Regions from separate parts of the Mus musculus genome. Here all the other regions are linked to region 1. A link is a loop called in an ENCODE intact Hi-C map of the cell type or tissue named here. Cell type or tissue: heart. All regions are shown on one strand. Links, peaks and the distances in the headings refer to the core of each region. The heading gives the core; the rest is flanking DNA.

Region 1 (9,983 bases), core at 833-8,832:
AGAGACTGAATGGACCAAACTGAAAAGGTTAATGCAGAGTGCTCGTTATGTGTGGCTACCCACGATGGCAAGCAAGAGGCAGAACCCCCGAACCAGCCTCCTTGTCAGGAGGAGGAGAATTGTCAGGAATAGAAAGGATGAAATACAGCTCAATACATTTTAATACATATCTAGAAATACTGCAGCAAATGGCCTTGTGAACAGCAAGCTGGGAGATTGTCCTAAAGTCATCAAAGCCACTCCTGGTCTCATTTTGTGCTCATGATATTCTTAAGGTCCCACACTGAGAATCCATTTGCCTTTGATGTTCCATTCTTTTTGCTTGCTTGCTTGTTTGTTTGTTTGTTTTTTGAGACAGGGTTTCTCTGTATAGCCCTGGCTGTCCTGGAACTCATTTTTGTAGACCAGGCTGGCCTTGAACTCAGAAATCTGCCTGCTTCTGCCTCCCAAGTGCTGGGATTAAAGGCGTACCACCGCCCAGCTGATGTTCCATTCTTAAGCAGGTTTTCAGTATATAACCTAGGCTGGCTCAAGTCCTCCACTGATTGGATTACAGGTGAGCACCACTACAGCTTGCTCACTTGTCTGTCTTGAGTAGCTGGGAAAGAACATGTAATTGGATGTATGAAGGTTTAGAATGTTTCCTTTGCTTCCTAACTGCCTAGAAGCTGACAGTTTGATGCTCAGGTACAGTAACCATGGAAACATTCACGTTGACACAATCCCTTCTTTGTCACCATGGCTGTGATTCTTCACATGTGCCTGTATCATGTACCCACATATGTGCACACATATATGACTATTATGTGTCACATGTGTAACTTGTTCTGTGAGCCACTTTCAGAAAAGTAGAGAGGAAACGCATGACCCACACATGTTATATAAACCCACACATGGGTTTATAATTCATGGCTCTCAGCACAAGTCTGAGTGACAGAGCCATAGCATTGTGGTCTCCTTGGATAGGCTAGTGGGACAGTGCATTACAAGCCATTATAGAGCCCAGCAAACAGGTGTTGGGGGCACGTCCACCAACTAGAGGTGTAAGGGCAAGAACTGAGGAGCAGGAACCCCAGGCTTCCAGGACCTCTAGGAGAAGAATTAGTGTTGCCTTGAGAGACCATCTCAGGAGGCTAGGCAGTTCTGCCTCAGCACCCCCTGGAAACCTCCCGTCTGTTTTATGTTAGCTCTATGTCAGGGCTGGAGAGAAGGTGAGATTTTCCCAGAGGCTCCCTCAGGTTGGAGATCTTGACTTTGATATAGTAAGCCTCCCCTGATCATATAGGGCAATCGCTACCTGTGAGGCTCTGGGGAGAGAGGGATTCTAGCATCATTATTTCAGACCTACTTAGCTTCAATTTTACCGATATGCTTAGTCAGTTCAATTCTTAGATGACATGGTGTGTGAAAGGCTGGCCACTGAGGAGTCAGGTAACAACTGTAGAGACGTAACCCCTCCCATGTCCAAGGAAACTAATCTCCATGCTATAGCTTTGGTTGTGGACAGACAGGAAAAAGTACCCTTAAAATCATTGCTGCAGATAAGGTGAAGTCCCTTTGTAGGTCTCTGTGGGGTATCTGAGGGACTGACCATGTGCCTCTCTCCCCCTTTCTACAGTTCCCCCAAATGTCATACTCAGCCTTCGCCCCAGGGACAGCCTGGTTAAGGAAAGCGTTTGCGGAACTGGAGTCACCGGTTCCTACTGAGTAGCCTGTGAGATTTCCATTAAATTTCCGTAGGATATCTGGAAGAGGAAAGGCAGACTCTAGCACATGTGTCTGACAGAAACTTTCTCTGTTGGAATGACGTGATGATAAGACAAGGTTGGAAAAAGTCTCCCTTACAGAAGCATATTTCTCTGCCCAACTTACAGAGCAGTGAAGTCCCCCCCCCGTCCCCCCTCCACCACCCCCCCCCCCCGCTCTTGCCATCAGATTTGCCCCAGCATTTCTTGGGCCAAATGGAAAAACTCAAGGCTTGAGGAATTTGGTGGCTTGTCCTAAGCCAATGGTTCTCTACCTTCTTAAAGCTGTGAGGCTTTAATACAGTTCCTAATGTTGTGGTGACCCCCAACCATAAAATTATTTTTGTTGCTACTTTATAACTGTAATTTTCTACTGTTATGACTTGTAATAGAGCTATCTGATATGCAGAATGGTCTTAGGTGACCCTTATGAAAATGTCACTCAACCTTAAAGGAGCCTTGACCCATAGGTTGAGAACTGCTGCCCCAGGTCACCTCACAAGAAAGAGCAGGGATTGAACTTGGGTCTGCAGGTTCCATGTCTGATGCCCATGCCCTCAGACTGACAACTGGGGCCTCGTCTCCTACTTCAGGGCTAGTGCCCACGAATGCACTAATTTTTTTCTAGAATAGCCCCATTCAAGCCCTTGGTATCTACTTACTGGGCAAAGTGGTCACATTCTCCAGGGTCTTGTCCCCACCAGCACTGAAGGGAGAGAGCAAGGCAGGGAAGGAGAGAAAGCAAGTCAGTATATAAACGTTACCAAAGAAGGATCCTTGCTGTCCTTATATTTGCAGGATCCTGGGAACATTCTAGATTCACCAGTAGACTGTTCCCTGCTTAGTCTAGGATTTGAAGCTAAAGGACTTTCTGCCACCCTCTCTGGAGGGTAGTACTTAGTTGAGGACCCTAAGTGCTCAGTATGGGCTGCATGTAGGCCTTAGGTCTCTCCTGTCCTAAGCTCAGGAGTTAGCTGTGGACATCTCTATGAGACAGAGTAGAAAGCTGAGGTGCCAGAAGGTTCACTTCTAAGGGTAATTTAAACCTAGCTTGAGCTGGAAACCTTGAGAACACAGATAAGTTTCTTCTGCCCAGTATCAGGTAGATTCCAATGGAAGATTCAGGGGACAGAAGGAAGCTTGCTGCCGTCTAATGCCCAGTCTCATTTTTATCTGGCCTAGCCACAGACCATACTGCCTAAGAGGAGGTCATTTCCTTCCACATACTTAAAGGAGATACTTATTTCTATCTTTAAAAAAGTCTAGATGCTCATCAAATATTTGGTATTTACTGTTTGGTTTCTTCTGTGCCCCTTTGGTCAGTTCCAGTCACTTCATTTCAGGCCAGGGAGTTTGAGAACACAACCTTACTTAGCATCTAGCACACTGGAAGAGACCTCTCAAAGATGCCATAGATCAAAGCTGCTCTTCAGTCAAAGAACGCTTGGAATGAAGGCCACTGTCCTGTACCTGGGTGGTCAAGGGCTTGAGCTGGAGGAGTTCTGCCTGCCATATTACTCCATTCTGTCCCCACCCTGTGGCCTATCAGATGTGTGGCCTGGGCTAGTGGCTTGGCTTCTTGTCAATTGTCACCAATTCTTTTCTAGCTCTACATGCAGGTTGCTTCAGAATCTTATCTTCTCCCAATCAAAGTCAGCAGATTGAAGCATTGAGACTTGGGAGGAAATTATAAACCCTTGTACTGTCCCATCTGTTGTCTTCTGTGTGTTTCTCTCAATGAACAAGATAACACACAAAAAAGCATACATACTATGTGCCCCCCACTGTCATTTCTTAAAGGTACTTTAAAAAAAAGAAGGTGGGCAGAACAAGACCAGCAGGGTTCCCAGTGCCATTTTAGAATGGTATGTCCAAGAGGATAAAAGATACCTACACAAATAAACCCAGAGAGATTCAAAAGTATATATGTCACCGTTTTGATCAGAACTATGCAAACATGAGAAGAAACAGTCACATCAAACATCTAGTCTACATTAGACTCTTCATCGAATGTAGGCTAGACTCTCCTCATCTGTTGTCACCCAGTGTGCAGAAAGGTATAGATGTTTTGTGATGTGTGTTGGAAGAATCAGAACAAAAACAAGGAGATGCATTTTGTCTTGGGTAAGTTATTTTTATTTGGTTCATGGAGTAATCTCAAATAAACCAATGTATTTCTACCAGAGAAAAAGCCATACAAAGCAGTGGTTATCAACCTATGAGCCATAACCCCTCTTAGAGGCCACCAGGGTGGCCCTGAGACCATCAGAAAACAGATACTTACATTATAATTCATAAGAGTAGCAAAATTATAGTTATAAAGTGGTCATGAGAATAATTTTATGGTTGGGGGACAGCACAGCATGAAGGACTGTAGTAAAGGGTGGCGGCATTAGGAAGGTTAAGAACCACTGCAAGAGAGCTCTCTGACCGACTCACTGGCAAGCTAGGTGACAAGACATTCACAGGCACAGAGTCTTAGGCCAAGGGACCTTGGAACCAGCCAAACCTCTACAGGTCCTGTTTACAACCACCCATACCCCAAGAACCCTGGGGCCCTTTCTCTCCTGTCTATATGAGGTCCAATTCCCCCCTCCCCCTATTGTTCCCTTGAAGGAAAAGTCCCAGGGTACTTTGTAAATTTTCCTGGAATCATTTAATTGCCTGCTATTTCCAGTGTAGTGAGCTCTAGAAAACTGTTTTTCTCTGGTCAGTCTATGTCATGGACATTTCCCAATAGATACTCCAAACAAAGAAAATCCTAGAATTAAGGGAAACTGAGGATCAAACATAAAACACAGAGAGAGGTTTCCATTGCAGTGTCTCTCAGAGCCCTTTCTATGCTGGCCTGCACATGAAGGAAATAGTAGGTAGTGTTTTACCTCAAATACAAAGGAAATCCCCTCTTGGACAGCTAATATCCCATGGAAGAACTCAGAGAAACACCTGCCTGTGTGCCTGTCTACTGCTGTCACTTAGACTCTAACCTAACACTGTCTTCAACACAGGTGCACTTGGGGGAAGATGTTTGGGACATTTAAGACAAGTTCGGGTTTTAACTTGAAACGGCAACAGTCATTGGCCATGGGTAATTGGGCTTATAACTAGAAAGTTCAGACATCTCGTTCCTAGGAAAGATCAGACAATAGCTGAACATTTGCATGACTGCCCAAGAAGTCTACCAGAAGGCTGACTTTGTATCTGGATTGGGAGCCCCACTATCTCGGCTACCTGTGAGGCTGCAGCAGTCACTTTTGCCCCCACGGGTGTTCCTCTGGAGCTGACATTTGTGTATGGTTTCCCCTCACACGATGATGTCACTGCCTCCTTTAGTTAAGGTGGAGCAGCTGCTGTAACCCGGGCCTCTCCTGGATTACAGTAAGCCCTGCTCCTCCCCTCCCCGCAACATCCCGGTCCCTCATAGCTTCAGTAACTTTCGGGGGAGGGCTGAGTAAGTGAGGTTCTGTTTTGTTCCAGGCAGCCCACTGGAGACCACTGGCCAGGCTAAGACATGTGGACATGTGGGGGCTCTGCTGAGAAACAGTTTCCTCTCTCTGGGAGGAGAGACGGCCCTCACGCTGAGGTACTTCCCAGTGGTGGCTACAAGCCATGCTGGCCCTGCCTCTCTATTACCTTGGCAGGCATGTCTCTCTGGAGCTTTCCTTAGCTCTGACCATCCCACCTTGTTCCCTGTCTCTTTCTTAGGGAGCATCCTTGAAGTGAATGTACCCTGGAAAGGGAAGTGGTAAGTGCTTGCCTGTGCAACCAACTGCTCATTAAAGCTCTGCCCTCTTGTGGCAGGCTTCAGTCTAGCTTTCCCAGGTAAATTCTTAAATACTGGCTAATTACTTTGAAGCATGCAAAACCAGGAACTTTATTAGGAAAGAAAGAAACACAACTAACACTCAGTTGTTTACCTGACACCTCAAGCCACCTGAACTCCTCTCTGGGGTACCCTTTCTCACACCTTCCCTTATTTGACATCCTGCTGGGGTACCACTTTCTCCTGGAAGCCTTTCATCCTTGCTGACAAGGGCTGGTTCCTCTCTTTTCTCCCACCCTGTGGCATTTAGGAAGCCAGGTGAGTGCTCAGCTAACATACTCCCCCTCCCCCAGACACCCAACTCAGTTCCTAACTCTGCTAGCACACAGGAGGTGCTCAGAGTCACCCATGGATTGCAACTTGCCTCCAGCATCTCCCCCAGAAGTGAGTATGTGTACATATACATACAGGCAGAGGTGTGACTGTGAAATGACATGAATACATACATGCAGACAAACATAGTAGCATCAACATATGAAAACAGACATGCAAATGGACAGGTGGAGACACAAGGACTTGGTGCTTTTCAGGCACATTTCATGTTGGATTTTCTGACTCAGGAGTTTGGTAAGAACCTTGGTTTACTTTTTCTGCATAATTTAAAAAAAAATAAAAAGATTATTAACAGTAAAATATCTTCTCTATTCAGTCAATGTTCACAGTTTGCAGAAATATACTGCTGTCCCTCTGAAAGCCTCTTCTAGACCTGGTCATTGCTCTTTGGGATTTGTGCATTTATAGGAGTTAAACCCAGCTAGTGCATACTAGGAACCCAGCAGCTGGGAGGTAGACACACAGGCAGGTCCGACACTCAGAGTCATCTTCCCTTACATAGAGAGTTCAAGGTCAACCCAGATTCCCTGAGACCCTGGCAACAAAACAAATCCATAAAACCAAAAAGGTAACCAAACAAGCCCTCGGAAGTCAACATTACCTATAGGACAGTCCTCGATACTGTGTGGAGACATCGGTGAGGTTACCTTCTTGGGAGCTGATTCCATTGCCAGCCTTTGAAAACATGAAATGCCATAGGAAAACCAACAAGTCAGAGAGAAAGTGGGGGCTATGGCCCCAGTGCACTCAGGGCAGCAAGACTGGCATTAAGACTGGGAGCAAGGGGCTTAGTCTGTGACCCCCACTTCCCAGCTTTGCCTTGCCTTGCTATGGCTGCCCAGTTACAAAACTGATGATAAGCAAGCCTTTCCACAGGAGAGGCTTGGGACCCAACTGGGATCACAGTTGTAAAGACTGGAAGACTCTCAAGTACTTTATAAAGTCGAGTGAAATTGACAATATTGCCAACGTGTATACCACACAGGTCTTTGTGGACATGGGCTGTAACCACTGTGGTGGAGAGATTCCAATAAAATCCCTCATTTATATTTTTTCCCCTTAGAACCAACCTCCAGGAAGGCATTTATAAAGCCCCAGCTGTACTGCCAGGAGGTGGAGCCCTGGGATGAAGCACACCCAGTATTAAAAGTGAGGAGCAGCGCCTTCTCCAGCATGGTAAGATAGCTACCTGTGCTTTATGTGGGGGGCTTTATCTGTGCTGATTCAGAGGAAACAGAGAGGGGTCTGGGCAGATCACAATGGAGGGAGAATGGCATCTACATGGGCATTGTTAGGAGAATTTGGAGTCAAAATGACATATTTTTGCATATGTCAAAAAGTGCTGTTGGGTGTTCAAAAATTCTGCCAACTGAGAATATTCAGTTCATTTCTGAAAATAATTTTTCCTGCACATCTATTTGACAAAGCAGTTGTAAAAAAAATCAATTACATTGTTGCCATTCTCTTGGATGGATAGAGTTAGGGCAGAAGAATAAGAGATGACAGAAGGTGGGAGCACAAGCTTGGAAGTTAGGAGGGCAGACCTGGAACTGGCCCCACCATCCCACGGCCCACTCCCACCCCCAGGGCTCAAAAGTTCTTACAGTCAGAGAGTCTCCCAGAGCTGCCACAACTTGAATGTCTGCAGGTCTCAGGGTATGCACTGAAAGACAAGCAGACATGCTTGAGTCTGGGAAGAGAGCTGAGGGTATAGTCTATCCTTTTGCTTCATGCCAATACCAGAAACAAGACTGCATGTGTGTTTAGACTGTGTAGAACCGAGGAGCCCAAACTGCATTGGCAGAATTTTCATCCAAGTTTCCTATAAGAGACACAAACAATTCTTAGGCTTGTGTCAGGCTAGAAGATAGAGAAACAGATGCTAAGACATGTTGTAAGACACAAAGCAGGGATGGAGAAGATGGGGCAGAATTCCATTTTAGTGCTGGTGGTCATGTGAGGAGAAGTCAGCGGTGGCCTGAGTGCCCAACCAGACAGGCACTGGCTCACATACAGGCCACTTAAAGCCCGGTTTTAGATTTCCACATGAATCTAAGACATAGTCATGGCAGGCCCTTCCCTAATTTCCTAAAGTCCTTTTTTTGAAGAGCCCAGAGAACTTTCTAGACCCTTCCACAGGCAGAGACTGAGGACACATTTCCATAGAGACATCCATTTCATGGGACTCGCTGGCCTCGTTAACCTCCAGACTTCATCATCTTGCAGGACTGGGCCAACCATAGGCAAGTGAGTTCCCACGTCTTCTCTGTGCCCTGCTTAGATCTCGAAAGCAAGAGGATGGGAAAGAGCTCCTAACACAGATGCCCTGGGGGCTTGGCCAGGCATGATGCTGCCAAAGTTGAACAAATAGCTCACTCAGGATTGGAAACAAGCACTGGATAGAATTGTGTTGAGTGGTTATCATATGAAGCTTTAGCTTATTACTCAGTAGTAATGTATGCCTTTGTAGAGAGGTGTTGGATCTTGGTGGGTCACAGGGGCTGTGGTAGTCTGAAAGAAAATGGCCCCTATAGGCCCACAAGGAGTGGTACTATTAGGAGGTATAGCCTTACAGAGGTGTGTGTCATTGTGTGTGTAGGGTATGTGTATAAGATGTGTGTGTAGGGTGTTGGGGGGGCCTTTGAGGTCTCTGAAGCTCAAGTCAGGCCCAGTGTGGCATTCCCTTCTTGTTACATGCTGATCCAGATGTAGAACTCTCAGCTCCTTTTCCAGTGCCATGTCTGCCTGCCCACTGCCATGTTTCCTGCCATGATGATAATGGACTAAACCTCTGAACTATAAGCCAGTCCCAATGAAATGTTTTCTTAAGAGTTGCTGTGGTCACTGTGTCTCTTCATAGCAAAAAAAATCTTAACTAAGACAGGGGCTTACCTGAGGTTGGTGGTGAGGCAGAAGGGGCTCTCTCCTCGCACACCATCCAGGTTCCATTACCCTAAATACAAAGAGCCAATCCTAGAATCTTAGGATTAAGTGGGTGGGAGTCAGGCAGCAGAAAAGCTGGATGGATATCAGTCTTCCTCAGCAGAGCCCTGGGTCCTATTCCTGGGGAGGGGTCTCCAGGGACACTGAATATCAGCCAAGCTGAGATGTTGTAAGTCTGACCTCTTTTTCATCCAAGGTAAGACTCAGGGATAGAACAAATGACCCACCCCACCGTCTACCTTTTCCTTCAGCTGTGTAAGGCTAGGTTGATTCTACTCTCGCCCATAGAAGTTGTGGGTGGAGAGATGGTTTTAGGAAAGGGAATGAACCCTCTGTTTTTTTTTTCAGGAATTCTTACCCATCTTCCCATCAACAGAAGCTGCCCACCCCATTGCCCAGGGAGCCAAAGAGAAGCCATAGATAGATACCAGGTTGCTGTTCTTGGTAGTGCTCAGAAATGGCGAGGCCTGTGGGAAGAGGTGAGTGAGCAATGGAAGGAGTTACACCAGCCTAGACATGCTCTTCCGCAGCCTCCTCAGGGCCACGACCAGAGCTTAGACCCTTCCAGAAAGGCTGACCACCCTGTGCTCCTGCCCAGGATGTATCCGGTCTTCTCTGCAACCTGAACCAAGTCCCAGAACTCAGACTTAACCCTTAAGTAGCTACCATATTCTTTCTTGCACTCAGCCTATTGGCTAAGGATGTTGGGCCTCTTTTTTCTACCCTACCCCTTCCCAACAGCACCCCTGTCACCCCCAGGTGCCTGCCATTTGAAACCTACTTTGCCCTATAGAAACCTGAGTTCCTTTTTACTTAAGCAAGAAAAAGCAGACCCCCCCTCAACCCCCAACTTCTTCTCCAAATAAGCCCTGGTCCAGTAGTTCCCAGTGAGAATCCTGAGACCCTTTTGGGGACCCAGAGGAATTCTGGGTTGCGAGGCTGCAAAACTCTAAAAATCTGACATTTTGTGAGTAGAATTGGGGCCCTACTCTGCTGATAGTGAAGATCTGTTTTCCTAGCTCTGACTTCCATCTTAACATCCTGCCTGCCTCCACTTTCCATCCAAGCATGCATCACTCTGATGCTTGGTCTCTTGCTCTTCCCAGCTGGTCATGAGCCAAGGGCTACATGGAAACAGG
Region 2 (9,983 bases), core at 783-8,782, 200 kb before region 1:
GATATTCATCAGGGAAATTGGTCTGAAATTCTCTATCTTTGTTGGGTCTTTCTGTGGTTTAGGCATCAGAGTAATTGTGGCTTCATAGAATGAATTGGGTAGAGTACCTTCTGCTTCTATTTTGTGGAATAGTTTGTGAAGAACTGGAATTAGATCTTCTTTGAAGGTCTGATAGAACTCTACTACACTAAACTCATCTGGTCCTGGGCTTTTTTTGGTTGGGAGACTATTAATGACTGCTTCTATTTATTTGGGGGATATAGGACTGTTTAGATCATTAACCTGATCCTGATTTAACTTTAGTACCTGTTATCTGTCTAGAAATTTGTCCATTTCATCCAGGTTTTCCAGTTTTGTTGAGTATAGCCTTTTGTAGAAGGATCTGATGGTGTTTTGGATTTCTTCAGGATCTGTTGTTATGTCTCCCTTTTCATTTCTGATTTTGTTAATTACGATGCTGTCCCTGTGCCGTCTAGTGAGTTTGGCTAAGGGTTTATCTATCTTGTTGATTTTCTCAAAGAACCAGCTCCTCATTTGGTTGATTCTTTGAATAGTTCTTGTTTCCACTTGGTTGATTTCACCCCTGAGTTTGATTGTTTCCTGCCATCTACTCCTCTTGGGTGAATTTTCTTCCTTTTGTTCTAGAGCTTTTAGGTGTGTTGTCAAGCTGCTTGTGTGTGCTTTCTCTAGTTTATTTTTGGAGGCACTCAGAGCTATGAGTTTTCCTCTTAGAAATGCTTTCATTGTGTCTCATAAGTTTGGGTATATTGTGGTTTCATTTTCATTAAACTCTAAAAAGTCTTTAACTTCTTTCTTTATTCCTTCCTTGACCAAGGTATCATTGAGAAGAGTGTTGTTCAGTTTCCACGTGAATGTTGGCTTTCTATTATCTATGTTGTTATTGAAAATCAGCCTTAGTCCATGGTGATCTGATAGGATGCATGGGACAATTTCAATATTTTTGAATCTGTTGAGGCCTGTTTTGTGACCAATTATAATGGTCAGTTTTGGAGAAGGTACCATGAGGTGCTGAGAAGAAGGTATATCCTTTTGTTTTAGGATAAAATGTTCTGTAGATATCTGTTAGATCCATTTGTTTCATAACTTCTGTTAGTTTCACTGTGTCCCTGTTTACTTTCTGTTTCCATGATCTGTTCATTGACGAAGTGGTGTGTTGAAGTCTCCCACTATTATTGTGTGAGGTGTAATGTGTGCTTTGAGCTTTACTAAAGTTTCTTTAATGAATGTGCCTGCCCTTGCATTTGGAGCATAGATATTCAGAATTGAGAGTTCCTCTTGGAGGATTTTACCTTTGATGAGTATGAAGTGCTCCTCCTTGTCTTTTTTGATAACTTTGAGTTGGAAGTTGATTTTATTTGATATTAGAATGACTACTCCAGCTTGTTTCTTCAGACCATTTGCTTGGAAAATTGTTTTCCAGCCTTTCATTCTGAGGTAGTGTCTATCTTTTTTTCTGAGATGAGTTTCCTGTAAGCAGCAAAATGTTGCGTCTTGTTTGTGTAGCCAGTTTGTTAGTCTATGTCTTTTTATTGGGGAGTTGAGACCATTGATATTAAGAGATATTAAGGAAAAGTAATTGTTGCTTCCTGTTATTTTTGTTGTTAAAGTTGGCATTCTGTTCTTGTGGTTGTCTTCTTTTAGGTTTGTTGAAGGATTACTTTCTTGCTTTTTCTAGGGCATGGTTTCCGTCCTTGTATTGGGTTTTTTTTGTTTTGTTTTGTTATTATCCTTTGAAGGGCTGGATTCGTGGAAAGATAATGTGTGAATTTGGTTTTGTCGTGGAGTACTTTGGTTTCTCCGTCTATTGGTAATTGAAAGTTTGGCTGGGTATAGTAGCCTGGGCTGGCATTTGTGTTCTCTTAGTGTTTGTGTAACATCTGTCCAGGATCTTCTGGCTTTCATAGTCTCTGATGAAAAGTCTGGTGTAATTCTGATAGGCTTGCCTTTATATGTTACGTGACCCTTTTCCCTTACTGCTTTTAATATTCTATCTTTATTTAGTGCACTTGCTGTTCTGATTATTATGTGTCGGGAGGAATTTCTTTTCTGGTCCACTCTATTTTGAGTTCTGTAGGCTTCTTGTATGTTCATGGGCATCTCTTTCTTTAGGTTTGGGAAGTTTTCTTCTATAATTTTGTTGAAGATATATGCCGGCCCTTTAAGTTGAAAATCTTCATTCTCATCCACTCCTATTATCCGTAGGTTTGGTCTTCTCATTGTGTCCTGGATTTCCTGGATGTTTTGAATTAGGATCTTTTTGCATTTTCTTTGATTGTTGTGCCGATGTTCTCTATGGAATCTTCTGCACCTGAGATTCTCTCTTCCGTCTCTTGTATTCTGTTGCTGATGTTTGCATCTATGGTTCCAGATTTCTTTCCTAAGGTTTCTATCTCCAGCTTTGCCTCGCTTTGGGTTTTCTTTATTGTGTCCACTTCCCTTTTTAAGACTAATATGGTTTTGTTCATTTCCCTCACCTGTTTGGATGTGTTTTCCTCTTTTTCTTTAAGGACTTGTAACTCTTTAGCAGTGTTCTCCTGTATTTCTTTAAGTGAGTTATTAAAGTCCTTGATGTCCTCTACCATCATCATGAGATATGCTTTTAAATCCCGGTCTAGCTTTTTGGGTGTGTTGGGGTGCCCAGGACTGAGCGAGGTGGGAGTGCTGCGTTCTGATGATGGTGAGTGGTCTTGGTTTCTATTAGTAAGAATCTTACGTTTGCCTTTCACCATCTGGCAATCTCTGGAGTTAGTTGTTATAGTTGTCTCTTGCTAAAGATTGTTCCTCTCGTGATTCTGTTAGCCTCTATCAGCAGACCTGGGAGACTAGCTCTCTCCTCTGAGTTTCAGTGGTCAGAGCACCCTCTGCAGGCAAGCTCTCTTCTTACAGGGAAGGTGCACAGATATCTGGCATTCAGACCTCCCTCCTGACAGAAGATGAAGGCCCAGAACAGGACCTGTCCCAGAAGCTGTTAGCTTCTGTAGTCAACACTCTCACCTGCACAGACTAGTCTCAGAGGGATCCGGGAACCAAGAATGGCTCCCCCAGGTGCTCCAGCACAGCCCTCCCGGGCAGGGCGGACACCTCTCCTCTGGCAGGGAAGGTGCCCGGATGTCTGGGGCCCGAAACGGGGTCTGTCTCAGAAGCTGTCCTCTAGGGACCTTGGAGGTTTCCACCGACTCTGTGCCCAGGTGACCAAGTGCTGGTGTCAACCGGAAGGGACTTGTGACCCTGGTCAGTCCGGGTTTCCTGCTTCTCTAATGCTATCTCAGGTCCCGCACGATTGGATTGGAACAGAAGTTGTGTTCTACTCACCGGTGGTCCTAAGATTGCGTGGAGAGTCCTCTAGGGGACCTTGGGGGTGTTCGCCAACTCCGCGCCCAAGGTGCCCCAGTGCTGGCCCAAACTGAAGTTTTAAATGATGCAGATAAAATAGTTTTTAAGCATCATAATATATAAGAAAGATGAAGAAAGAAGAGTACAGAGAATGGAAAGCAGAAATAATATCCAAAAAATTAAAAGATAGAGATCAGTAGTATGATGAAAAATGAAGACTGTCTATAAGAACAGGAAAAATGCAGTATAAGGACTTGATGACTAGAAGGAGAGAAAAAGAAAAACAAAAATACAACACTGAACAATAAAAACATATGTATACAAACATAAATAGGGAAACACCATAAACTCATCTACAAGCATAAAAAAGTCTTCATAAGAAATGAAAAGGGAAAGAAAAGAGAACCATGTCAATGTCTCAACCACAAGAGTTAGTGACTATCCTCCATTCCCACTGATCTTTCTACGTCTCAGTACACTGTGCAACCAATGGAGCACTCAAAGCCTGTGAAAATATCCACCCCTTCCTCCTTTAGTATTGTCAGTAGGTCAGTGGGCATGGCTTAGAGCTGGAGGTCATTGGGTCTACATTCGTTTCCCTGCTTTGTACCAGGTTATCATGGAATCAACTTTGTCTTGGCGGCATAACCCATGTTGTTTAAATATGGGATGGGCTAAAAAAACAATACAAGACAAAGGCCATACAGAGGTGTAGTTTCCCAAGGGCCACTACCTGCTCACAATCCAGAGCTTCCAGAGTCTCTTGACCTTAGCTATACAGCTAAAGCAAGTTCCACCCCTTGCCTCATTTATGGCCTGAATATGCACATCTTTCACAATGAGCTAGCTTCACTGGCATTCTTCTGGGGCCAGACTGGGCTACATGTTCAGAACAGCATGTCAATATTGACAATGATCTTCCAGCGAAAGGAAGATGCAGAACTTATATTCTCTAAAGCACCAAGCTTGGTGCTGACCTTTGCATGGCTGTCAGTTATAGCACTGTGCTTTTATGTTGAGAAACCCAGAACATTTCTTAAGCACAGACCTTCTCCACAGCACAGGGATGGTCTAAGCTCAGGCTGCTTTTGTATCCATCTCTTTTGGTACCAGTTTTACCCATTACGCCTTTCTCTCTTTCCCTAGCAGTTAGCTCTTCCCTCTACAATGCTGCTTACAGGCTGAGAGGTGTTATGTTGTTTCTCACCCCCTGTTTCAATAACTGGAGACTTTTCAAGTTACTGTTTGTCCAGTACTAAACTTGAGCATGTTCCCTCAGGCATCCACATTGCTATTTTTTAATTCTAAGCTGCCTCAATTCTGAGCCACTGGGAGGCGCTGCTTGCCTTTAGTCTGCCACAGTGGCCTTTCTATTCTTAATATTTTGAGCCTCCATGTTCTTCTCTATGATGTCAAATAACCTTCCCTGGATGCACTTCTGATGGCCCTTAAGAATTTCATACAATACTCTCTTCAGCTAAGATGATGAGTGACTACACCTATAGTAGATGATTTTCTGTTGCTGTGGCCAAGGCAATTTGTAGATGAGAGAGCTTATTTTGGGTTGTGATTGCAGATAGAGAGTCTGTAAGAGTGGAGGAGGAAACATGACAGCAGGGACAGAGAGTGAGCATCTCCAACTTCAAGCACCAATCAGAGTCAGCGAACTGGGAATGGGATGAACTTATAAAATCTCAGAGCCTGTCCACAGTGATGTACCTCCTCCAGCAAGGCCACACCTCCTAAACCTCCCCCAAACAGGACCAACTGAGGACCAAATACTCAAATGCTGGAGCCTATGGGGCCATTTCTCACTCAAACCATCATAGCACATTTTCATCTTCTTTTCAATTTTCAGAAACTTTACTTTATAGCTGGAAAACATTGTAGACTTGCTTTGCCTATTTGAGGAGTGTTATAGCAAGAGGGATCATCTAAGAGATTGGAGACTTCAAATTTCTTGAGGAATGGGGGGAAATAAAGCATGTTCAAGGTGATGTTCATGGAGGATGGTTACTTTTAGAATGTTATTGGCCAGGTGGGTCCTTTCTCCTGTAGAATAGAAATCAGATCCTGCTTAATTTTTGAAGAAAAGGGAAAGTGAGAGTTACTTAAAAGAAACACAGCAGGCCCAATGCAGCCCAGTCAATGAAGAGTGTCTTGAAGGGAAAATGGCAGCATCCTGCCAAATAGGATAGTAGCAAGCAGTAACAAAAGCACATATCTTGTTTATTGGCTTGAATAGCCATGTCCTTTCTGGGACCTGCATTTGGGGTGGGGGGGGGGAAGGGGGGAGATTTCAGTATAGACTGTCTCATGGCTCTCAATGCCCTTAGATTTGTGTTACAGGTCCCTCTTGGTAAAGGTCTTATTATGCTAACATATTTCAATAAAAATGTAATGAAGTTCAAGGTCAGTCAGATTTGTCAGCTTGGTGGTTACTGGTGTTAACTGGGCTTCCTGCAGCTCATGCTGTCTAACTAGTGCTATGTTCTTGCTATCATGGGAGTCCAGCAGTCTGCTTGTTGTTTCCCTGCAGCATGCCTGCTGCTATAGCCAGAGCAGTTTCTTCTATGGAGAAGAAATTCTTGTTTCTCTCTTGTCCTATAGTTACTGAGGCTATGAATTATGTAGGCCTACTTTTCCTCCCTCCCTCCCTCCCTTCTGCCGCTCTCCCCTTCTTTTCTTTTTTCCCCTTTACTCAATCCTTCCTTTCTCCCTTCTTTCCTTTCTCCCTCCCTCCCTCTCCCTTCCTTCCCCTCTATCTCCCTTCCTTCCCCTCTATCTCCCTCCTTCCTTCCTTCCTTCCTTCCTTCTTTCTTTCTTTCTTTCTTTCTTTCTCTCTTTCTTTCTCTCTCTCTTTCTCTTTTTCTTTCTTTCTCTTTCCATGTAGCTGTCTGTGTAGCCAAGGCTAGTCTTAATGCTGAGTCCATTCTAACTCAGCTCCAGGCATGATGTCATTTCAAAATTTTTCCCCCATGGTGAGCAATTTGGTGACCATGGGGGAAAAATTCAGAAAATTTCTGACTTTTTTGGGGATCTTTTAAATTTCTGTGTTAACTATGGCTCTAACCCTGCTCTGTCTCTGATTCAGGTAGAGTACTATTCAGGTAGAGCCTAGGCTGGTGATCTGGTGCTCACTGTATTGTAGCATAGTCTAATCTTGAACTCATGACAATACTTTTGCTTCAGCCTGGGTCCTAAATGCTGGGAATGAAGATATGGGCTACCACCCCTAACTTGATTTTCGTAGTTCCTCAATACAGTTCTTATTAATGCTTTCTTTTGTTGTCATTGCAGAGACTATAAATGAGTACTTAATTCCATCTGCCTACTCATAAAGGCTTTGTGTGAGCCAGTGAGGCTGATGGAGGTGGAATATTCAGAGACAAGGTGCAGTGACAGCAGTGGAATGGTGAAGGGACACTGGTCCTGACATTAGCATGTGATACTGGATTAATTCCTTTATGCCCCTTAGCACCAATTTTCTTTTTTTTTTTTAATATTTTTATTACATATTTTCCTCAATTACATTTCCAATGCTATCCCAAAAGTCCCCCATACCCTCCCCCCCCCCACTTCCCTACCCACCCATTCCCATTTTTTTGGCCCTGGCGTTCCCCTGTACTGGGGCATATACAGTTTGCGTTAGCACCAATTTTCTAATTAGAGTTTGGAAATGGAGCTGCTCTCTTTGTCTCCCTGGGTTTCCATGAAGGTCAGATGTAACAGGATATGTTGGAGTACAAGGTGAATTTCCAGCGTTGAAGGTGTCTTAGAAACCATCATGTCCATTCATGGCAATGGGAGAAGCTTTACTGACTCATGATTTCAAAATGTTCTTTGGATTTGTCTTCATTGCCCTGACCCCATTTGATTTCTACTGTATCTCAAATCTTAACAACAGAAAGTATATTTTGTTGGGTCTTTGTGATCTGGGATGTGATAGAAGTCCTGGGAAACTATCACTGTCATAAGGCCTTATTTTGATGGGCACCTCTGAACTGTTGTCAGCCTTACTACATCTGCTGGCACTTTATACCACATGGATATAGCATGATGTGACTCATGTTTCTAGAAATTGTTCTATAATTTGAAATTGTCTAATAAGCTGTTTGTAGTCAGCGATAACTCAGGGAATCGTTTTGGCGTTCATTGATTCTAACAAAGCAATCATGGAGCCTAAAAGGGAGTTTTCCACCTGTCATAGAATTTCCCATATGCACTTAGCCCATGAGCACTGCTGATAATGTCAGAATAGCTGGAGGATCTATTGATGTTTTACATACATTGCCATGGGTGAGTCAGTTTTTAAGTTTAGCAACTTGACCAGAAGTTATAGGCCAGGGTCATTTCTTAGTACTGAGTGGGAGTTCTAAGATGCAATCTATTCATGCATAGAACTCACAAACTAGTCCATTTTAAAGCAACTGTAATTTAAAAGGGGGGATGCTGACTGTACAAGCAACAGTTTTTTTTTTTTTAATGTGATATTCTAACAGGCAAAGGCATGGAGTTTTAAAAAAGCTTTCTGAGACATGTCATGCAGAGACTAAGAAAGGGCCTTTCCCCATGACTGCATCTTTGGTAGATGCTTTTAAGTTTTCTTGTAATGTTAGCAATAATCGGTTAGACACCTGTTCTTGAGGGAAAGACACAAATTTTTCGGTATCCAGATACAATGGAGTTTTATAAGTATCTGTCAAACCACAGAATGCCTTCCCTTCACCTTTTTATCTTGAACTTCCACATTATACTTTAAAGCTCATGAGCAGGTTTTGAACCTTTCCAAAGCTGCTTTATGACCTGTAGGCATTCTCTTAAGAAGTAGCAAATTGTTCTCTCCAGAGATCCACAATTACCTTACAGATCCTGTACTTAACACTACTTGGGAGACACTGTTGTGGCCACTGTTCCAGGGCTGGTAGTCTGCCAGTGAACTATGCATTTCTTTCCGTTATTTCTTACAGAGGAACTGCTGTGGATCTCTGTTGGCCATGGCACACCAGACACAGCTTTCTGTCTTTGAACTGAGATCTAAAGACAAGAAAGTTTTTATGATGCTCAAACCCCAGATCAGAAATTCACTTCTATACTTGTCCAGGAAAAAAAATCTTTTTAGTTTAATAGACATTCTATTCAAATGTCAGGCAACATGGCTGCTTTTTTTTGTGCTTTGTACTTCACAATATACTTTAAAAAAATAGCTTAAGATGTGAGTTCTTAGGTTCTTGATGTATTATTTAGAACAAATTCATTTGAAGGTGTGCGTCAAGATGTTACTATCGGCGTGAGCATCCGTCTGAGTTAAAGTAGAAGGTTTATGGTGATGTGCATAGCCCAGTGGGGAAAAGCATCATTTGAAATCTCATTCAAAGGAGGATTGTTTTCCCCACAGGTTCCACCTAGACAGTTAGGTAATTGAGCCAACATGGAAGTCTGTTTGTATGGCTCGAGAACTATGTTATTAGCTGTTCACCATTCTCTGTATGTTCCTGTCTTGTAGCCATATCTGCAAATAAGGAAGACAAGCATTTTACTGAGGGTCATATGGATATCTCTGCTTACTCAATAGTGACATTTATACTCTTTTGAAGCACATCATGGAACCCCATAGAAGTCATCTCCTAATCTGGAAACGGATTCTTTGTAATGATCTGGAGTTTCGAATCACTTTTCATTCTCTTATTTACAACATTTAACTTCCAACTAATATAAAGTGAAACTAAATGATGTCATTTGCAAAGGTCCCTGAAAATAGAAAGAGGGGTTATAAAACTCCTTGGGAGTGATTCACAGTGTTCGACACTGAAGTTTTGTGAAGGTAGATTCAAGCAGGCTTCAAAGTGTGCCAGTATAGCTCAGCACAGAGACAACACTCTTGATCTTCACGGTTAGTTTGCAAAGTGATGATGAGTCCAGAGCAGCATGAGAACTGTGGCGGACAAAGCCTTTGTATTGGCTCCTTGCCTGAAAGCACAACCTTAGACTTACATTGGCAATTGAAGCAGTCAGCATACCATCAGACCCACTCTAGTGTGCACGAGGTGATTGTCAGTGGTCACCAGGATAGTTCCATCACATGAAACCCTGTCAAGCTGACTTCCTGGATGACGTGAAAAACAAAGTGGAAGAAGCTGCCTTTCTCCTCCCCAACACTGTGCCCCCACCCGCTCAGATCCCCACTTCTTTACAATAACATTATTCAAGACAAGAAGTATAGATCCTCTGTATTTCATTAAGCATATCTGCTTGTCTTCCAAACAGATTATTAAAAAAAAAAACCCAACAACCTGTGAATTATAGAACAGTCCACTGAATACCTAAATGCAGTTTTCAAATCTCCATACAACTTATGTTAAGTTTCAACTATATTCATAAATTTAGTTGTGCAACTCAAAAGTAGCAGAGGGCATAAGTGCAGAGATGGAAATGGGGAAGAAGTATTCCTCTGATTCAGCACTATGGCTGAAGAGAACTGGGCATGCAGCATCGTTCTTTTGCAGGGGTTTTTACTGAGGAATTATGGAGATAATTCTAACTTAGGTTTTCATCTCTCTGTATTTTGTAAACATGGATAAATTACTTGGATGTTCTGTTCTGCAATCTAGCTTCATCAAATACATGGT
Region 3 (9,983 bases), core at 1,389-9,388, 95 kb before region 1:
AGTAGATTTTGAATTCAGACTCTTTCTTTTACTGGCAGTTTGATCTAGGAGACGTTTCTTAGACATGTCTCCCAGGTTCTCCCAATGTCTTTCCTCAGGTTCTAAGTGAGCCTAAATACATACAGGGCATTATCAGGAGAATCTGTTAAATCAACACAGAGAGAGCTTTTGGCCTAAAAATAGCATTAAAAAACAAAATTAAAGACAAAACTTAACAACCATAATAGATAGCTATTTATTTATTTATTCATTATTTTAAATAAAGAGTTACTCATGAAGGTTTGACAGAGAAGAGGGTATGGTATGGCACTAGGCACTAGGTGAGAATCCATATCTTTGCTTCAGGAATTTTAAGTATGTTAGAAATCTTTTTGAACTTTGAAGTTGCTTTGAGGGGGTCTGAGAGGTGGGTCAGCGGGTAAAGGCACACACTTCCAAGCCTGATGGCCCACGTTTGATCCCTGGGAGCCGCGTGGTGATAGGAGAGAACCAGCTCCCGAATCCTGGCCTCTGACCCTCACAGGGCGCTGCTCTCGAAGCCTCTGACCCTCACAGGGCGCTGCTACTGCCGCACATGCACTCGAACGAACACACACAAACAGAATAGAATCAGGTTGCCTGAGGATCTGAGAAATGCGACTTATACCCGAGTGTGTGTGTGTGTGTGTGTGTGTGTGTGTGTGTGTGTGTGTGTGTGATCTGCACCTGCAGACTCACGGAGACTGGGGAACTCCCACTTTAGCAGGCGTGGTCTCCTTGATAAGGCTTTGTGATCTCCTCCCCTCCAGTGTTTGTCTTCTCTGCAATCCAGTCAGTGAGCATCAGTTGTCATGGTTGCTGCCAACTTCTTCACTCCCAGGAAGCCCAGCTTTCCAGGAGAGAGGCTGAGAGCCGGGCACCACAGGCTGAGTTAGAATTAGGAACTCGTGTTCCTAGGTGAATAAGACTACTCATAGGTCCTATGTCAATGAGACTTGGCACTGTTTAAAAAAGATATTACTTCTTTTATTTTTGAGATTAGAAAATAATTACTTCATCTCCCCATTTCCTTTCCTCTCTCCAAATCCTCCCTTAAACCTCTCCTTATTCTCTGTCAAGTTCATGGTTCATGGCCTCTTTTTTTTTCCCAATTATTGTTGCTTGAGCGGACACACACACACACACACACACACACACACACACACACTCGTTTCTAAATATAACCTGCTCTGTCTGTATGTTACTTATATGTCTGTTTTCAAGGCTGACTATTTGGTTAATCAATGGTGTGTTCTCCCCCGGGGAAGACTATTTCTCCTGTTCTCAGCATTCCTTAGTTGCCCGTGGTTCTTTCTGTAGGATTGAGGAGGCCTTGGGCTTTGCCTCTTCCACTGTGACATGTCTATTGTTGTGGTCCTTGTTCAGCTCCTGTTTGCACAGTCCTGTTGGTGAGACTTTATGGAAGTAGCTGCTGATGTTACCAGGATACACACCTCAGAGCAAACCCCATGATCCTCTGGCTCTTATAATCTCACTGAGCCCTCTTCTGCAATGTTCCCTGAGCCGCAGTTGTAGTAGTTGCTTTATAGATTAATCTACTGGGTCTGTACTCCACAACTTGCTTTTTTTTTTTTTTTTTTTTTTTTTTTTTTTTTTTTTTTTTTGCTTTAAAGTCTAAATTTATTAAGTAAAACCAAGTAACATCAGAGATACTACATTTGGCTTAGTTCCAATGTGACCAATGTCCATTTGCAGCAGAGAAGACTCCAAGTGAAGAAGGTGCATTGAAGGTGTGATTGAAGGTGTGGGTGAAGGGACAGGGACAAAACCATCTCCCAATAATGTAAAAGCAGATGTCACACTGCCAGTGGGAGTCAGTCAGCACAGACAAAACCCAGTGTTTATTGCGCATGACTAACACTAAGTAAGCATAGGACTGTCAGGGAGGAGAGAGCCAGAATATTCCGAGAACCAGGTGCAGCAGGCTGGCTGGAGGGCAGTAGACAGGGCAGGTCCTCTCCATCACTTGCGGAACACTGTGACCACATCATAGCCCTCAGGCAGTGTGACCCGCTCCCTGGCGTGCTTTTCACAGTAAATCTGATCCTCTACAAAGAAATGGCCCTTCTGTTTCAGGTTGATGCCACAGTCGGTGCACACATAGCATTCAGGGTGGCGATGGTGATCCCTCAGCTTCACAAACACACCAACAATACCAGTTCCACATTTGTCACAGATGGGCAGCTTCTGAGCATTTCCAACAGATGCAGCCACTTTGGTGACTGGAGCTTTAACACTTCTAAATCCTGATGGCTTGTTGGGATCCCCTTTCCCATCTGACTCCAGGATCTCCTGCAGAACCAGGAAGGATGTGGACTGTTTGGGGGGCTCGTTTAATTCTTGCTTCTCCTGAAGCATCTTGTAAACTTCAGATTCCTTGTCAATGATAAGGCTGCCAGAGGGATGAGGCTGAACCAAGGGCCTGCTGTTCGCCTCCTTCCCACTGGCTGAGGTCTTCGACTCCACAGCATTGTTGAAGTTAGAGATGTTTTCGGATGAGTAGAGGTCAGTTGGGCTGTTGTACTGGTTTGTGATGACCCGGGTGCTGGGAGCAGGTGAGGCAGTAAATGGCATGGCACTTCGGTTGTGGGCACTTCCTATGTGCAGGACTTCTTGGGGTTCCGACGCTAAATTCATCTTGTAGGGATGACGTTTCCCCTCCTCAGTCACTAGAGGAGACCAAATCTTCTGTTCAGACCTGGATACTGTGAGCGTCATGTTGTCTGCGCAGCCCTTGATTTTGTTCTGAGCTTCCAAGTGTGTCATGCTGCTGGTACCTTCCCCATCGATGGCTGTGATTAAATCTCCAATACATAAATTCGCTATAGCAGCCTTGCTTCCGGGAGTGACCGGAAGGTTGTTCGAAGTCCTTGCCATCCACGAGGCGGAAACCCCAGGGGCCCGGGCCCTGGAGAATAATCTGCTGGGTGGTCATCACTAGGCACAATCGGAAGGGACAGACGGGCAAGGCACAGAACTGCACGGCGCGCAAGGCTCCCGGAGCAGCAACTCTGCATTTTTTTTTTATTGGATATTTTCTTCATTTACATTTCAAATGCTATCCCAAAAGTCCCCTATACCTTCCCTCCCCACCGCCCCGCCCTGCTCCCCTACCTACTCACTCCCACTTCTTGGCCCTGGCTTTCCCCTGTACTGGAGCATATAAAGTTTGCTAGACCAAGGGGCCTCTCTTCACAGTGATGGCCGACTAGGCCATCTTCTGCTACAAATGCAGCTAGAGACACGAGTTCTCAGGGTACTGATTAGTTCATATTGTTGTTCCACCTATAGTGTTGCAGACCCCTTCAGCTCTTGGGTGCTTTCTCTAGCTCCTACATTGGGGGCCCTGTGTTCCATCCTATAGATGACTGTGAGCATCCACTTCTGTATTTGCCAGGCACTGTCAAAGCCTCACAGGAGACAGCTATATCAGGGTCCTTTCAGCAAAATCTTGCTGGCGTATGCAATAGTATCTGCGTTTGGTGGCTGATTATGGGATGGACTCCAAGGGTGAGGAAGTTTCTGGATGGTCCATCCTTTCGTCTTAGCTCTGAACTTTGTCTCTGCAACTCCTTCCATGGATATTTTATTCCCTATTGTAGGGAGGAATGAAGTATCCACGCATTGATCTTCCTTCTTCTTGATTTTCTTGTGTTTTGAAAATTGTATCTTGGGTATTCTAGGTTTCTGGGCTAATATCCACTTATCAGTGAGTGCATATCAAGTGACTTCTTTTGTGATTGGGTTACCTCACTCAGGATGATATCCTCCAGATCCATCCATTTGCCCAAGAATTTCATAAATTCATTGTTTTTAATAGCTGAGTAGTACTCCATTGTGTAAATGTACCACATTTTCTGTATCCATTCCTCTGTTGAGGGACATCTGGGTTCTTTCCAGCTTCTGGCTATTATAAATAGGGCTGCTATGAACATAGTGGAGCATGTGTCCTTATTACCAGTTGGAACATCTTCTGGGTATATGCCCAGGAGAGGTATTGCTGGATCTACCAGTAGTACTATGTCTAGTTTTCTGAGGAAACGCCAGACTGATTTCCAGAGTGGTTGTACAAGCTTGCAATCCCACCAGCAATGGAGGAGTGTTCCTCTTTCTCCACATCCTGGCCAGCATCTGCTGTCACCTGAATTTTTGATCCTAGCCATTCTGACTGATGTGAGGTGGAATCTCAAGGTTGTTTTGATTTGCATTTCCCTGATGATTAAGGATGTTGAACATTTTTTCAAGTGCTTCTCAGCCCTTCAGTATTCCTCAGGTGAGAATTCTTTGTTTAGGGGCTGGTGAGATGGCTCAGTGGTTAAGAGCACCCGACTGCTTTTCTGAAGGTCCTGAGTTCAAATCCTAGCAACCACATGGTGGCTCGCAATCATCCATAATGAGATCTGGCACCCTCTTTTGTCTGAAGACAGCTACAGTATACTTACAGATAATAATTTTTTTTAAAAAAAGTATTCTTTGTTTATCTCTGTACCCCATTTTTAATGGGGTTATTTGAATTTCTGGAGTTCAGCTTCTTGAGCTCTTTGTATATATTGGATATTAGTCCCCTATCAGATTTAGGATTGGTAAAAATCCTTTCCCAATCTACAACTCTGCATTTTGATTGGTTGTGTTTTTCTGTAATGGTCTCCATCTGTTGCTGAGAGAAGTTATCCCTGTGGTAAGGAGCAAAGACTATACTTATCTATGGGTATAAGGACAAATACTTAGACTATAGTTAGGGATTCTGCTGGCCTGCATGGCACATTAACCCTAAGGGTGCATTGTTACCTTGGCAGTAACCAACAGCTCTCTAATTGGACTTCAGACATGTTTATCAAGAGGGAAGCCATGCCTGGTACTGGAAACCTAGCCAACTTCCCCGAGCTAGACAAGTCATGGACCTTGAAGGTGAACCCATAATCACCACTTTACTAATCCAGGAAGGCCTGTTGGTTGCTTTTCTCCTGTGGAAGCTTGCATGGAACCTTCTGGCACCATAAAATGTAGTCCTCAGTGAGGAGGTATTCAAGTCAGTTGCATCTCAGGGGCCTCTGATTCCTGTGTTTGACCAACTTGAAATGATTAATAAGAGACTCAATAAAAGTGGGCGTGGTGATGCATGTCTAACTCTAGCACTTGAAGCAGACTGTGAGATGCTGTTATTTTTTAAAACATTTATTTGTGTGTGTGTGTGTGTGTGTGTGTGTGTGTGTGTGTGTGTGTATAGTCTTCAAAGGACAACTTGCAGGAGTCAATTTTCTCCTTCCAACATTTGGATTCCAGGGACTGAACTCACATTGGCAGGATTGGTGGCAAATGCCTTTACCTGCTGAGCCATCTCACTGGTCCAAAATAAAATAAAATAAAATAAAATAAAATAAAAAAAAGATAAATATGGAGCACACCTTTAATACCAGCACTCATGAAGCAGAGGCAGGTGGATCTCTGAGTGCCAGGTCAGCTTGGTCTACAGAGAATTCCAGGACAACCAAACCTAAACAGAGAAACCTTGTTTAGGAAAACAAACAAAGAAAGAAAACAAAGAAAAATGGAAAAAGAAAAAAAAATGTTATCCCAGTAATAGAGTTCTTGTCTAGCATGAACAAGGCTCCCAGTTTCATTTCTAGAACCTAAGTAAGCAAACAGACAAATAAGCAAACAAATAAGCAAAATTACTGATGAAGCCTTTAAGACTCAGCCTTGGATACCAACCTCTATAAATAGCATGTTTTCCCATGGGAAATGCGTCCACAGCTCCAAGAGATTGACCTATGACTAAAGCACAGAGACGTGAATGGTCAGGAATGCAGGGCAACATTCCTTCACATGTCACTGTTGGAAGAGGAAGGGGACTGCCCAGAGGACAGGAATAAGTATGCACTGTGAGCTCTTCCAAGCTGGATGTCGGCCAGGACAGCAAAGGAACATTGCCCCAGAGATCAGCACTGGCTCCTTCATGACCACCGATGACAAGGACATTGAATTAGGTTTGGTCCCATGGCCACTAATGTGCCTGCACAGTTTGGATGCTTTACTGTTCCTTGGAGCAATTTCAGAGGATAAAGTCTACCCTTCTGGCTAGGGCTTTCTGGAATCCTAAACGGGGCTGGCTAAGATTAGCTTTCCAAATTCTTTTAGCCAGAGCCTCTCAAACTTTCTCAGTCAACCTAACCTCTGGTGTTTGAATACTCTAGATAGGGATGCCTCATCATGAGTTGACACTCTTGTTAAGGTTTCCTCCAGGCTGTACACAAAAGCAGAAAAGACAGAATCTTTGCTTTCAAGGAATTTACACATTAGTTTGGAGAGCCATATATCCTACACATTATAACATGGGAATCTCCAGGCAGTGGTGGCACTTGCCTTTAATCCCAGCACCAGGGAGGCAAAAGCAAGAGCATCTCTGAGTTCAAGGTCAGCCAGGTTTACAGAGCAAGTTCTATGACAGTCAGGACTATACAGAGAAACCCTGTCTTGAAAAACAATAAGATAGATAGATAGATAGATAGATAGATAGATAGATAGATAGATAGATTGATTGATTCAAGGCAGCCAGACTGAATTTTAATCTACCATCTTAGCTCTGTACTTTAAAGGTTTGTTTGTTTGTCTTTGTTGTTGTTTTAATCTATAAGATGGGAATGGGGTCTTTGTTTTAGAGTTGTCCTAAATATTACATCACATGATAAAGTACTTAGTGCTCATATACAGTAAGTACCCAATAATTGCCAGCTCTTGTTATCTCATTAAGGGAGTCCAAAATGGGACTGTGTGGGCTGTGAAGGAACTTGATACCACTCTGCTTCATTGTTCTCTCTCTCTCTCTCTCTCTCTCTCTCTCTCTCTCTCTCTCTCTCTCTGTGTGTGTGTGTGTGTGTGTGTGTATGTGTGTGTGTGTGTGTGTGTATGTGTGTGTGTATGTGTGTATGTGTGTGTGTGTGTATGTGTGTGTGTGTGTGTGTGTGTGTGTGTGTGTGTGTGTGTGTGTGTGTGTGTGGTTTGTTTGGGGACAAGGAGGGGCAGACAGCAGAGGGCTCTTGAGATGGAATCTCACTGTATTGCCTAGGGTGTCCTCAAATCCAAGATTTTCCTGCCTGTTCTCAGCCTCCTGAGTGCTGGGACAGCAGGCCACCATGCCCAGTCCTTCTCAGACCTGGAGGAGGAAGCATTCCTCTGTGGGCCACAGAAACAGCTGAGAACTGCTTTGAAGGCACTTTGGGGTCACGTTTAGCATGCTAACGGGACACAATTCTGCCGGTCTTGACTCAGTTCTGCACAGGACACCTAGTTAGGTTTAGAGACCCAACAGCCGGAGCTTCTGCTTTAAAAGAATTTGCTAGAAAGACCGGGATTCGGGACAAATGCAAGTTCATAACTGCAAAGCTTCATGTGGATTTGCAAGATCAAAATGATAAGGCAGAAATGATGCCTTCATGAGAGACATTGAAGACTGGACATAGTCTAGTGCATATTGACAAATCTGAATTATGGACATTTTTTTCTCATGTAGCCTAAGTTGACCTCTGTCATTTAGCCCAGGTTGGCCTCAAACTGTCTGAATCACTGAGGATGGTTTTATTTTACTGATTCTCCTGCCTCCACCTCCCAGGTGCTGGAATTCTAGGCATGAGCTACCACAGCCATTTTATAAAATGCAGGGGCTGAGCTCAGGACCTCATACACTGTGGGCAAGCTCTGTACCCATGGAACTACCCTCTGGGTCTCTGAACTTAGTGAGATTTCCTGAATATGCACATCCTGCCTATAACTTCAGGGCAGGGGTGGGGTGGGGGGGTAGGGCTCTTCTTGGTAGTTCCCCTAAACAGGTCCCTCCGTTCTTTGTGTCTGTTTCTTTCCCAGAGAAACCTGAACCAGCCAGTGAAACATACTTCTGAAGCTGCCCAGAGCCCCAGGAGTCTGGGCAGAGACTTGAGGGTCTCCTATTAGCTTGCACATTTGAATGCAGGCTCTGGTGAACTTGTGCAGTTCCTAGAGCCTTCCCTTTATGGCAGGGATGACTGCGACTCCTAGTTTGGCTTCTGCTTAGGGTGGGGTTTACTCTGCAGACTTAATGACAGTCTGGCCTTCGGGAGTGTCCCAGTGAAAGATTCAGACAGAGGTCACTATCAGCTTCTTTCCTGGCAGGGCTGTCCCAGCTGGCATGTTGAGAACAGTGCCACTCAAGTTGAGATTTGTGTGTGAGACTCAGAAGGCCAAGTTATAGTGTAGTCAACCCTCAACTATAAGTAGATCTCCTTGCCACAGTCTCTCAGTGGGTTATATAACTGTGTGTAACTGTGGGAAAAAGACATAGAAAATGAAATGTGTGGCTGAGGGCCAGTGAGGTAGCTCAGCTGGCAAAAGGGCTTGTGGCACAGGCCTGACGACCTGAGCTTGAGCTCTGCAGCCCACAGTGCTCAGAGAACCAACTCTATAAAGTTATCCCCTGACTTCCGCATGGCTCATGCGTAGGCAGTAATATATGGGCAGTCCCCTCCTGCTCCCTCCTTGCCAATTATACAAACAAAATTTTAAAAAGGCTGAGTTTTTTTTCTCTCAAAAATGTTTACTTTTCTGTGTTTGTAGTGTGTGTGTGTGTGTGTGTGTGTGTGTGTGTGTGTGTGTGTACCATAACATTCAAGTGGACATCAGAGGACTATATTTTAGAGTCAGGTCTCTCCTTCCACTCCACAGGTCCTGGTGACTGAACTCAGGTCATCAAGATTGGCAGTAAATGCTGAGCCCTATCACTATTATTCTCATTTTAAAATGTCCTCATGGAACTTGAAGGCACCTTAAGAAGTACCTGTAGGTGGGAGAAACTGAAACCCAGAGAAGATAAACATCTGGTCAGCACCGCCCAGCAAGTGTGTATTTGGGCTGGGACTGGAATCCAGAGTCCTGGGGTCCTGCTGGGACACTTGTTACAATTAATCTGTCTTTCCACAGTTGTGGAGAAGTCTCTTTCGTTGATTCTTACTTCTTTGCAAAACCTAAAAACAGTCAGGATGATCCAGGAACCTTTGGGAGTCTTGATTCACTTCCAAAGGCAGTTTGTCTTCTATTGGCTGCTGCATGGATTGCTGTTTCAAATTTCCACATTTCATGTAAAAACATGCAAATTAACACAGACACTAAATGAGTCAGTTTCAGTATCCCAGGCTTATACATACAGAGTGCTCTCTCTCTCTTCCTCTCTCTCTCTCCCTCTCTCTCCCTGACTCTCCCCCACACCCCAATTGCATTAACATGCATTCTTAAGTAAAAGATTTAGATATGTGTTTTAGTGAGGTCTTAAACATTTTCCGTTTTCTAGATTTTAGATGATGATCACTATGATGTTCTGTGATTATAAATCCTTTGCAAATTTCACAATCTATTAATCTGGTGAGAACCAGCCAGTGTTTCTAATGAGGAGGGGAAGGAGGGAGCTGGATGAGGGGAAGGAAAGAGGCTTTGGAAAATGTGGTCCGGGCATTTGGGACTGCACAGGCAGTGCCATATTTATGTGGCGCTGTGGGTGTTTTGAACTTTCTGGAAGTTAACAAGCTCCACATATGAACTCAATGGAAGTCCTCCAAACTTTGGACAACACAAAGGCCTTTTGAAGTCTGAACACAGTCCAAGGCAAATTACACCCAAGTGCAGTGGTGCAAATGAGAGACTGGGGAGCTCACAGGAAATAACACTGGTCCTGGACCCCAGGAGGCCAGGACTGACTGTTGCTGCTCCCAGAGGGAAGGGTTGTTTCCTTGTCTACAAATAGCTTCTACCTCATGGGGTTGTTTTGATGATAAACATAAAACATTCCCCCTAGTGTCTTAAGCACAAGGTCCAGCATATATAAGTGTGTGAGCACCCCCAACACACACACACACACACACACACACACACACACACACACACACACTTAAACACATGCCTTTATTGTATGAGATACTAAT

What was found. Hi-C counts contacts between places; a loop is a spot of excess contacts. Peaks named below come from ENCODE experiments on the same cell type or tissue, not always from the same donor. Only the 100,000 strongest peaks of a DNase experiment are listed, where the experiment ranks them.
Region 2: it touches region 1 in a loop (6-fold over the local background); 28 of 42 quality-filtered maps call a loop at or near these places.
Region 3: it touches region 1 in a loop (3-fold over the local background); 6 of 42 quality-filtered maps call a loop at or near these places.

Annotation. Positions count from the first base shown.
Region 1 is chr5:32,317,861-32,327,843 of GRCm38, reverse strand. It overlaps Plb1 (phospholipase B1), which reads right to left. Exons shown (of 59, transcript NM_001081407.1): 31 at 9,273-9,311; 32 at 8,794-8,854; 33 at 7,506-7,564; 34 at 6,503-6,576; 35 at 2,408-2,451; 36 at 1,637-1,745. It overlaps Gm36840 (a long non-coding RNA gene), which reads left to right. Exons shown (of 3, transcript XR_376851.3): 2 at 6,965-7,077; 3 at 9,193-9,983. Among named protein-coding and RNA genes, the nearest start is that of Gm36840, 32 kb to the left of the region's middle. In heart, for the core only: a CTCF peak has its summit at 5,543 (motif pointing left); no DNase peak of the experiment used is centred there; H3K27ac peaks cover 420 bases.
Region 2 is chr5:32,515,289-32,525,271 of GRCm38, reverse strand. All of the region lies in intron 2 of Gm15614 (predicted gene 15614), which reads left to right. Among named protein-coding and RNA genes, the nearest start is that of Ppp1cb, 61 kb to the right of the region's middle. In heart, for the core only: a CTCF peak has its summit at 4,690; no DNase peak of the experiment used is centred there.
Region 3 is chr5:32,412,991-32,422,973 of GRCm38, reverse strand. It overlaps the pseudogene Gm5864. Among named protein-coding and RNA genes, the nearest start is that of Ppp1cb, 41 kb to the left of the region's middle. In heart, for the core only: a CTCF peak has its summit at 8,190; a DNase peak (open chromatin) is centred at 5,933; H3K4me3 peaks cover 568 bases; H3K27ac peaks cover 3,216 bases.